2 separate regions of the Homo sapiens genome follow, and region 1 is linked to region 2. Evidence: read pairs that join two places in POLR2A ChIA-PET (ENCODE). Cell type or tissue: A673. All regions are shown on one strand. Links, peaks and the distances in the headings refer to the core of each region. The heading gives the core; the rest is flanking DNA.

What was found. Peaks named below come from ENCODE experiments on the same cell type or tissue, not always from the same donor. Only the 100,000 strongest peaks of a DNase experiment are listed, where the experiment ranks them.
Region 1: POLR2A ChIA-PET joins it to region 2 with 8 read pairs; 2 of 35 experiments call an interaction of 5 or more read pairs at or near these places.

The regions. Positions count from the first base shown.
Region 1 is chr22:42,372,625-42,378,202 of GRCh38, reverse strand. No RefSeq gene overlaps it. Among named protein-coding and RNA genes, the nearest start is that of LINC01315, 6.2 kb to the right of the region's middle. In A673, for the core only: a CTCF peak has its summit at 3,345; DNase peaks (open chromatin) are centred at 3,012, 3,262 and 5,002.
Region 2 is chr22:42,482,525-42,488,102 of GRCh38, reverse strand. No RefSeq gene overlaps it. Among named protein-coding and RNA genes, the nearest start is that of RRP7A, 34 kb to the left of the region's middle. In A673, for the core only: no CTCF peak of the experiment used is centred there; no DNase peak of the experiment used is centred there.

The DNA of each region.
Region 1 (5,578 bases), core at 175-5,174, 110 kb after region 2:
CTTGGCTCACTGCAACCTCTGTCTCCCAGGTTCAAGCAATTCTCCTGCCTCAGCTTCCCAAGTAGCTGGGATCACAGATGAGTGCCACCACGCCTGGCTAATTTTTTGTATTTTTAGTAGAGACAGGGTTTCACCACGTTGGCCAGGATGGTCTCAAACTCCTGACCTCAAGTGATCCGCCTGCCTCAGCCTCCCAAATTGCTGGGATTACAGGTGTGAGCCACCACACCTGGCCATCCTTCATTCTTTTAACAACATTTGTCCCGCTCCAACTATGTGTCAAGCCCAGTGCTGTGGCTGGAATAAGAAATGGACAGTCCTGTCTTCATGGAGTCCACCAGCTCATTTCTGATTGGCTCCTACTGGCCCAAAGTCACCCCAGCTCCATTCATGCTTCCATCTATGGCTGCTGTTCCCCAAGATGCTGAGCTCCCCACCTCTGAGTCTGGGCTCCTACCATTCTCCCTGCCCTGAGGACCTGCACCCTATTCTTTGCCTGAGGAATTCCTGCTCAAATGCTACCTCCAGCTGGGCACAGTGGCTCACGCCTACAATCCCACCACTTTGGGAGGCCAAGGCAGGCAGATCACCTCACGTCAGGAGTCGGAGACCAGCCTAGCCAACATGGCAAAACCCCATCTCTACTAAAAATACAAAAATTAGCCGGGTGTGGTGGCACATACCACAGATATCAGCCACAGAGTAAAACTCCATCTCAAAAAAAAAAAAAAATGCTACCTCCACTGTGAAGTCTTCCTTAAAGCCCCCTCCCACACCAAGCAGTTTACTGAATCCTCTCATTTCTTTGACCTCTTCAAACTGAATCAGTTCACACACATCCATCTCCCCCCAGAATTCCCGTGTTTCCCAAGCATGGCAAACACCTCATTTGTCTCTCTTTGTCTGTGCCTGACTCACAGTAGGGGCTTAGGAGCTGTTTGTTCAAAAAATAAAGGAGTCTTTTCCTTTGCTGTTGATTCAACACCTGTTCTTAGTGAAAAAGGGATAATTTTTTTTTTTATTTCCAGGAAGTGATCTTTAATTAGTATATGACCCATTTTACATATGTGAAAATTGAGGCAGACTGTTGCTGCACCCACAACACCAGGAGAAGCAAGGCAATAAGAAGTGCAGGCTCTGGAAGGCCGGCAGCCTCCGCCTAATGGGGAGGGCGGGGAGGCTCTGTGCTGAGCTGTTGGAGGCGAGGCCAGGCACAGGGGAAAGGCCGACATCCCCCTCCCCCACCTCCTTTCAATTCCTGGCTGCCAAGGCTGTCAAGAGGCTCTGAGGACACGTGCCTGCGTCAGGGGCCATGAGCCCTGTTAGGGTGGTTCTGCTAATTGATCCCAGAAGCCCTTGTGACTGCCAGGGGATGCCTCAGCGGACTCAGCAATGTCCTGACCGCTACCTCTCGCCTCACCAGATGGCCTCCCTCCTGCCTCAGCTGCCTCTAGGCCAGGCCACATGTCCCTGATCATTCAGGGCCTGAGACTCCCCCAAGTAGCCAGCAGAACAGAGCCCGGCCAGGGGTGGTGGCGGGGGTGTGTGGGGAGCACTGGAGAAGCTCCTTTTTTTCTGTGTCTCTCTGGCTGATTGGATGGTTTTCCAAAAAGAAAAATTTTAATGTGTTTTCGGTTTGGTTTTTTTTTTTTTTTTTTTTTTTTGAGACAGGGTCTCACTCTGTCATCCAGGCTGGAGTGCAGTGGTGCGATCACAGCTCACTGCAGCCTCAACCTCTGTGCTCCAGCGGTCCTCTACCTCAGCCTCCGGAGTAGCTGGCACTACAGGTGCGCACCATCACACCTGGCTAATTTTTTGTATTTTTCATAGAGACCGGGTTTTGCCGTGTTGCCCAGGCTGGTCTCAAACTCCTGAGCTCAAGCGATCCTGCCACCTTGGCCTCCCAAATGCTGGGATTACCGGCATAAGCCATTGCTGCTTAGCCAGCACTCAGCCTCAAATGCCCCCACAACTTCCTCCAGCAGCCCCACAATCTCCTGCCCCTTATGGGTGGGGAACCCTGGCATGTCATGTGACGGGGGTGGAGTCAGGAGAGCTGCTGTCCTTCCTGACCCATTGGGACAAGTCTGTGCAGCTGAGTCCCAGGGATAAGGGTAGGACCCACAGCCAAGTGACCAGTTCCAGAAATAGAGATGGTCATTGTGGTGCTCAAGGCACCCCTGCCTTCTTCCTGGGTTCAAGCCTGGAGCTCAAGATTGGAGTTCAAGGTTGCAGAGAGCTTTAGAACTGCTAATGGGGGCCAGGCGCAGTGGCCCACGCCTGGCCAACATGGGTGAAACCCTATCGCAACTAAAAATACAAAAATTATCCAGACAGCCGGGCACGGTGGCTCACGCCTGTAATCCTAGCACTTTGGGAGGCCAAGGCAGGTGGATCATCGAGGTCAGGAGTTCGAGACCAGCCTGGCCAACATGGTGAAACCATATCTCTACTAAAAATATAAAAATTAGCTGGGCGTGATGGTGGGCGCCTATAATCCCAGCTACTCAGGAGGCTGAGGCAGGAGAATTGCTTGAACCCAGGAGACTGAGGTTGCAGTGAGCCGACAGGGTGCCACTGCCCTCCAGCCTGGGCGACAGAGTGAGACTCTGTCTCAAAAAAAAAAAAAAAAAAAAAGAACTGCTGGCCGGGCACGGTGGCTCACACCTGTAATCAGCACTTTGGGAGGCCAAGGTGGGCGGATCATGAGGTCAGGAGATCGAGACCATCCTGGCTAACACGGTGAAACCCCACCTCTACTAAAAATACAAAAAATTAGCCGGGCGTGGTGACGGGTCCGTGTAGTTCCAGCTACTTGGGAGGCTGAGGCAGGAGAGTGGCGTGAACCCGGGAGACAGAGCTTGCAGTGAGCCGAGATAGCGCCATTGCACTCCAGCCTGGGCGACAGAGCAAGACTCTGTCTCAAAAAAAAAAAAAAAAAAAAGAACTGCTAATGGGTATGGGGATTTTTTATGAGGTAATGGAAATGTTCTGGAATGCGACAGCAGTGATGGTTACGCAACCTCTTGAATATGCTAAAATCCATTGAATTGTACACTTTAAAAGGGTAAATTTATAATATGTGAATTGCATTTCAATAACACAAAACAAAAATAAACCAAAAAAAATTGCCCTACTTAAACACTTTCTGTTGTCCCCTGTTCATTACCCTTAGGACAGAGCACACACACACTTCCCTGGGACGTGGTTCAGCTTCTTCCTCCACCCAGCCTGCCCTGCCCGTACCCTTTCCTGCCCTTCCTCCTTTCCTCCTACAGAAGGGCCCTGCTGGGGCCTCTTTCAAGGTCCAGGCTCTGGCGCATGAAACTCCCTCTACCTGTCAGATGGTTAAATGCCTATTCAGTTTTTATCTGTGGCAATAAGTAGGCATTGATCTCATTTCACAGATGAGGAAACTGAGCCTTAAAAAGATATAACAACTCGCCCAAAGTCACCTAGCTGGCAGATGGTGCAGTTGAGATTCAGGCCCCAGCAGTGGCTTCAGAATCCATGATCTGAACCACTTTGGTTGGTGGCTTTCTGTGGTAGCCTGAAGAATCCCACCCTCGCCAAGATATCCACATCCTAATCCTGGAACCTGTGAATGTTACCTTATATGACAAAGGCGCCGCAGATGTGATTAAGGATCTGGAGATGAGGAGGTTATCCTGGATCATTACAATCACAAACGCCCTTATAAAGGGGGATGCAGAGGGAGATTACAGACCAAAGGCAGAAGGTGGTGTGATGATGGAAGCAGAGAAAGAGGTCTGAAGATGGTACGCCGCTGGTTTTGAACATGGAAGAAGAGGCCACAGCCGGGGAACAGAGCCCCAGAAGCAGGAGAGGGCAAGGAAACGGATACTCCTCAAAGCTTCTGGAGGGAACGTGGCCCTGTGAACACCCTGGTTTCTGCCTGTTGAAACTGATTCTGAATTTCCGGTCTTGAGAACTGTAAGAAAATAAATGTGTGTCGTGTTGTGGGTTTTTAAAAAATAATTTTTTTCTTTCTTTTTTCTCCCGGCTTTTCAATAGGGATAACGTGTGTTGTTTTAAGTCACCAGGTTTGTGGTGATTAGTTACAGCAGCCATAGAAAATGAAGACACTGGCCAGGCTCACGCCTGTAATCCCAGCACTTTGGGAGGCTGAGGGCAGGTGGATCACCTGAAGTCAGGAGTTTGAGACCAGCCTGGCCAACATGGCGAAACCTGTCTCTACTAAAAATAGAAAAATTAGCTGGGTGTAGTGGTGCATGCCTGTAGTCCCAGTACTCAGGAGGCTGAGGCAGGAGAATCGCTTGAACCTGGGAGATGGCGGTTGCAATGAGCCAAGATTGCGCCATTGCACTCCAGCCTGGGCGACAGAGCAAGACTCCGTCTCAAGGAAAAAAAAAGAAAAGAAAATGAAGACACTTTCCCTCCTAGAAGAGCCTATTCTGCCTCCCAGGCTGGGCCCCTCTCTGAGAGGCTCTTCTGCCCCGAGGTCAGTGGCCCACCCTGTTTTGTGCTCCTTGGGGATGCTTCCTATGACCTCTGACCCTGGAGCTTGCCTCGGTCATGACCTCCATGCTCACCCTGACCTTGGGCCTCTTCTACGGCTCCCAGCACTGACTTCACCAGGCTGGAGTCATCTTCCAGTTGTTCAGGGGCAGGCACCAGCTCTGGGGCAGTGTGGAAGAGGAAAGTGAGGCTTGGAGGGGGGCACTGAATGCTCAAGATCACTCAGCTGGCAAGAGGCAGAGCCGCTGAATGTGTGGCCATGAGATGACCAGGGCACCCAAGCCGAAGGGCTCGTGAGGAAAGAGGCCACACTGGCTGCCCACTGCCCCTAGGTTCCAATCCCGGCACCCATCTGGGCCCACATAGAATTGGACCATTCCTGGTGGGCTTGGCTTTAGGAAAACCTGATAGCAAATTCCAAACCAATAAGAGCAAATAAATGAGGGGTGATTACCGACAATAAGAGAGGATACACTGCAGGGTGCCTCCAAATCGCATCTCCTCCAGTACGTTTTAAGTGCTTTATAGGTCATTAACTACTTGACAGAGAGAGCCTGACACTTAAAGCAAAGAATTTGGTACCTCTGCCAGGGAAAATCAATCAGAAATGAAGCTAGAGCATCAGAGGCGTTAAGATTTACTGGGTAGGCCAACGGGATTCAATTGACGCAGAATTTTAAGACCCTCTCCACTGTGTAAAGTAAGGCACACTGGTATTTGAAGCCATTTATAAATCCCAAACTAGAATTTAGAAACACTTAACCTCTCCCCTGCCATTTTTGTGTGTGTGTGGATGTTAATGAAATATTTCGAAGACATGGAAAAGTACAGAGATAAGCTTAAGCATCTAAGTCCCCCATCTGACTCTGTCAAATGAAATATTGCAGCTATGTGCAGCTATGATTGAAGCACCCACTATTTTTTTTTTTTTTTTTTTTGAGATGGAGTCTCTGTCTGTCGCCTGGGCTGGAGTGCAATGGTGCAATCTTGGCTCACTGCAACCGCAGCCTCCCAGGTTCAAGCGATTCTCTTGCCTCAGCCTCTCAAGTAGCTGGGACTACAGGTGCGTGCCACCATA
Region 2 (5,578 bases), core at 419-5,418:
CACCACGCCCGGGTAACTTCTGTATTTTTAGTAGAGATGGGGTTTCAACATGTTGACCAGGGTGGTTTCAGACTCCTGACCTCAAGTGATCTGCCTGCCTTGGGCTCTCAAAGTGCTAGGATTACAGGTGTGAGCCACTGCACCTGGCCCTCAAAGGTAATAATTTTTGTTTTTTTTTTCAGACAGAGTCTCACTTTGTCACCCAGGCTGGAGTGCAATGTCACGATCTCGGCTCACTGCAACCTCCGCCTCCCAGGTTCAAGCGATTCTCCTGCCTCAGCTTCCCAAGTAGCTGGGATTACAGGTGCGTGCCACCATGCCTGGCTAATTTGTGTATTTTTAGTAGAGACGGGGTTTCACCATGTTGGTCAGGCGGGTCTCGAGCTCCTGACTTCGTGATCCACCCACCTCGGCTTCCCAAAGTGCTGGGATTATAGGCGTGAGCCACCTCGCCTGGCCGAAGGTAATAATTTGAAATTATTGAAAGTTGCCCCACATTTTCTGTAATTACAGTTATTAGGCACAAGGATTCTGGAAAATGTTTCTTTTGAATGTGAACATTTAAAAAAAAATTAAAAACCACATATGCCTTGTATAGGTTGTCTACTATGCATGACATCAGTGGGCTTAATGGTTTTCTCTCAAAGGTGCTTAGCAAATATTTCACAACTAATAGTAGGAAGCTCAGTTAGCCTTGGTGAGGGTCCTGGTCTTAATTCAGGCCTGACTCTGCCCTGACAAACCTGCAGAACTCTGAATCGCACAAGTTAGGTCCAGATTTAAACATTCCCAGAAAGTCCTAGCTGCAAAGGAGATGAGGAAGACATGGTTACAGTGATTTTTCTGGAGTTAGGAACCTTATATTCTAGTTTTGGGAAGACACTTGGCTTCTAAATAGTTTTCTTTACCATTGGTTCTCTTTTCATAGATCTTACTATTTTATAAGTTTAGTTAATGAAAGAAGAGCTTTTCTTTTTCTTTCTTTCTTTTTTCTTTTTTGAGATGGAGTCTGGCTCTATCGCCCAAGCTAGAGTGCAATGGCATGATCTCAGCTCACTGCAACCTCTGCCTCCTGGGTTCAAGCGATTCTCCTGCCTCAGCCTCCCGCGTAATTGGGATTACAGGTGCCCACCACCACGCCCGACTAATTTTTGTATTTTCAGTAGAGACAGGATTTTGCTATGTTGGCCAGGCTGGTCTTGAACTCCTGACCTCAGGTGATCCGCCCACTTCGGCCTCCCAAAGTGCTGGGATTACAGGCGTGAGCCACCGTGCCCCACCTCTCTTTCTTTCTTTCTTTCTTTCTTTTTTTTTTTTTTTTTTGAGACGGAGTTTCACTCTTGTTGCCCAGGCTGGAGTACAATGGCACGATCTCGGCTCACTGCAACTTCCGCCTCCCAGGTTTGAGCAATTCTCCTGCCTCAGCCTCCCATCCTGCTTCAGCCTCCCAAGTAGCTGGGATTACAGGCATGTGCCACCACACCCAGCTAATTTTGTATTTTTAGTAGAGATGGGGTTTCACTCTGTTGGTCAGGCTGGTCTCGAACTCCTGACCTCAGGTGATCCACCCACCTCAGGCTCCCAAAATGCTGGGATTATAGGTGTGAGCCACTGCGCCTGGCCACTTTTTTTTTTTTTTTTTTTTTTTTTTTTGAGGCAGTGTCTTGGTTTTTTGCCTAGGCTGAAGTGCAGTGGTGTGATCACAGCTCACTGCTGCCTCTACCTCTTGGGCTCAAGTGATCCTCCTGCCTCAGCCTCCTGAGTAGCTGATTTGATTCTACAGGCACTGCCACCACACTAGGCTAATTTTTCAAAAAATTTTAAATCAATAAAATGTTTTTACATAGAGACATAGTCTCACTATGTCGCCTAGGCTGGTCTCGAACTCCTGGACTCAATCAATCCACCCACCTTAGCTTCCCAAAGTGCTAGGATTACAGGTGTGAGCCACTGCACCTGGCTTTTAAAAAAAAACAAAAACAAAAACAAAAAAAACAGGGTCTCACCTTACACAGTTCGCTGCAGCCTCAACCTCCTGGGCTCAGGTGATCCTCCCATCTCAGTCTCCCAAGTAACTGGGACTACAGGCACACACAACCATGCCTGGCTAATTTTTTGTATTTTTTGTAGAGATGGGTTTTTGATGCGTTGCCCAGGCTGGTCTCTAACTCCTGGACTCAAGTGATCCACCCACCTCAGTCTCCCAAAGTGCTGGGATTACAAGCATGAGCCATTGTGCCTGGCCAAAAAGTTTTTCTTCACTTGAGTGTCTGATAATAAATACTTCATCTTCATTCCTCCTGGGTGGTGACGAAGTAGAAATTATTTACTTTGGTTTCCAATTATATATATAATATATATATATATAATAATAACAATAATAATAATTTTTTTGAGACAGAGTCTTGCTCTGTCACCCAGGCTGGAGTGCAGTGGCTTGATCTCGGCTCACTGCAAGCTCCGCCTCCCAGGTTCACGGCATTCTCCTGCCTCAGCCTCTCGAGCAGCTGGACTACAGGTGAGTGCCACCACACCCGGCTAATTTTTTGCATTTTTAGTAGAGACGGGGTTTCACCATGTTAGCCAGGATGGTCTCGATCTCCTGACCTCAAGTGATCTGCCTGCCTTGGCTTCCCAAAGTGTTGGGATTACAGGCGTGAGCCACCGTGCCCGGCCAGTCTCCAATTATATTCATAGTAAAAGTCAAAATAACATTTCATTCAATTCTGATAGACAAGGACCTGCCCCAAATTTATCTTTTTTTTTTTTTTTTTTGAGGCAGAGTTTTGCTTCTTCGCCACGGCGGGAGTGCAATGGCACGATCTTGGCTCACTGCAACCTCCGCCTCTCAGGTTCAAGGAATTCTCCTGCCTCAGCCTCCCAAGTAGCTGGGATTACAGGCATGTGCCAGCATGCCTGGCTAATTTTTGTATTTTTAGTAGAGACAGAGTTTCACCATGTTGGCCAGGCTGGTCTTGAACTCCTGACCTCAAGTAATCCTCCTGCCTTGACCTCCCAAAATGCTGGGATTACAGGTGTGAGTCACCGCACCTGGCCCCAAATTTATCTTAATAAAAACTTTTCTTTACAGTATGCAATAGTTTAAAAGAACATTGTAAAAATACATTAAAGTTATGTTTTATTAGTTTGTTTAATTCACGCTTGTCACTGACTGAGTCTAGCTTTCTGCCAAATGGTCCAAATTGGCCCAATTTTCTGTCACTGTTGTCACTTGCCCGGTGCACTAGGCCGGGCATTGACTCCTGATCCAGCTGGGTTGCAGATCAGTGATCCGAATGACCCTGCTGGCTTAGCAAGAAGTGCAGAGCAAGTAATTCAAGCTCTCCACCTCTGAAGAAGTTCAGAGCAAGTAATTCAAGCGCTCCACCTCTGAAGTCCTTGCTGATTGGACTCTTTGGTGACCTCTGTTCCCTTGGGAACTTCATGCTGGAGACAGCGTAGGTATCCACCCCTCAAGCACTGGTGAGGGTTGCCAATGCTGTGCCCTAAAGGTACGACAGAGCCTTAAGGACCTACCCAGTGAGGACAAAAGAAAAGTGAGGGACAGAGCTCTCAGAGCTTTGTAATTGTGTCCATCCTCTCTGTGAAGTCCAGGTTCAATGGGAATAAACAGAGCACCTTTAAAACAGAAAGGGAGGCCAGGCGTGGTGGTGCACGCCTGTAATCCCAGCACTTTGGGAGGCTAAGGCAGGTGGATCACCCGAGGTCAGGTGTTCGAGACCAGCCTGGGCAACATGGCGAAACCCCATCTCTACTAAAAATACATAACTTACCCAATGTGGTGGTCACCTGTAATCCCAGCTACTCGGGGGGCTGAGGCATGAGAATTGCTTGAACCCAGGAGGCGGAGGTTGCAATGAGCCCAGATTGTGCCATTGCACTCCAGCCTGGGCAATAGAGCAAGACTCTGTCTCAAAACAAACAAATAAACAAAAAGTCTCAGAAAGGGAAATGAGCCATTGCAGAGAACAACTGTGTTTTGTGAGCGGGTCCCAACAATGCCACCACCAGGAGCGGGTGCCGCCCGCTCGGCCCCTGCAGAGCCGGGGACCTCAGAGGAAGGGGTGCAGGTGGCGGGGAGGGCCAGGCTGCAGATGCGGGGCCTCATTTTGTTTCCTTGTAAAGTGAATTCCCCAAAGGGTTCTGATGCTTTTGCTTGGCAGAGCAAGGGAAAATAAGACATTTTAAATGGATTCCATTGTCTTTCCTGGTGACAGAGCAGCCTCCCCAGCGTGTTTCCGTGTCTCTGTAGCCCCGTGAGAGCAGTTGCTCCCTTCTCCTCTTAAAACGCGGCAATAATGAGTCAGAAGAAAAAGTGCTTGTTGCCAAAGGCTGATTATTATAGGTCTCCAAGCATTCTGCATCCACCTGCTGAGGAAATCATGGCTTTGAGTGTGCAGAGATTTATTGCCATGCAAGTTCATTTGCAAGTTTAGAAGATAGGAACAGACTAATATTGAACTACAGAGGCAAGGATGGTAGAGTGTTTGAAAGGGTGCAACACAATTTTAAGATCCAGCCAATTCTCCCTCTCATCTCTCCTTCCCATCCCAAGGGCAATAACATCCCGCATCCCCAGGGCCACGCTCTGCATAGCTCTATGTAGCTGGCACATTCTCTAGGACTTGAGCTAACTGGAGCTTGGGGTCCTTGGCGATGACAAGCATGATATGCAGGGCAGCTCTCATCTCACAAGACCAGCTGGTAGGAAGCCCTTCCAAGACGTGGGTGGCCCTGAGCTTGAGCTTAGCTCAGGCAAAGTGGGAGATTGGAAAGAGAAGTGGAGGCAGGCTGGCCATCTTCCTTTTCTCACACACCTGCTGTGGCCTTGAGGAAGTCCTGTAAACTTTCAGGGCCCCAACTACCTCCTTCTCCAAATGGCTAGTGGCCTCCTTGAGCTCCTTGAGTAGGGCCACAGGCCACAGCAGTGAGAGTCCGCTGGGGGGTGATGAGATTTTAGAGAGCCCAAGGCAAAGCGGCACACAGTGTGAAATACCCCATTTCATAGCATGAGCTTGTGTGTATGCCAATTAGTTGGTATAAAGATCAAGGCCAGGCATGGTGGCTCATGCCTGCAATCCCAGCACTTTGGGATTCTGAGGAGGGTGGATCTCTTGAGCCCAGGAGTTTGAGACCAGCCTGGCCAACATGGTGAAACACCGTCTCTACAAAAAAAAAAATTAGCTGAGCATGGTGGTGCATGCCTGTAGCCCCAGCTATTTAGGAGGCTGAGACAGGAGGATCACTTGAGCCAAGGAGGTCAAGGCTGTAGTGAGCCATGATCACACCACTGCACTCGAGCCTGGGTGACAGAGTGAGACTCTGTGTCAAAAAAAAAAAAAAGATCAAACTCAGATTCTACCCAGGGTTTCAAAGATGAACACTTACAGAGGGATGTGGACCTGAAAGGAAGTATCTGGAGAATTTTAACTGCATTCAGTATGCTTTGAAATTGTGTATGGGTAAAAATGGGTCCAGTTGCCATCGCAGGTTGGGGGAGAGCTGGCAGGTGATGGGGAGGAGGGCAGCTCGCATGCAGAACCATGATCAAGCAAAG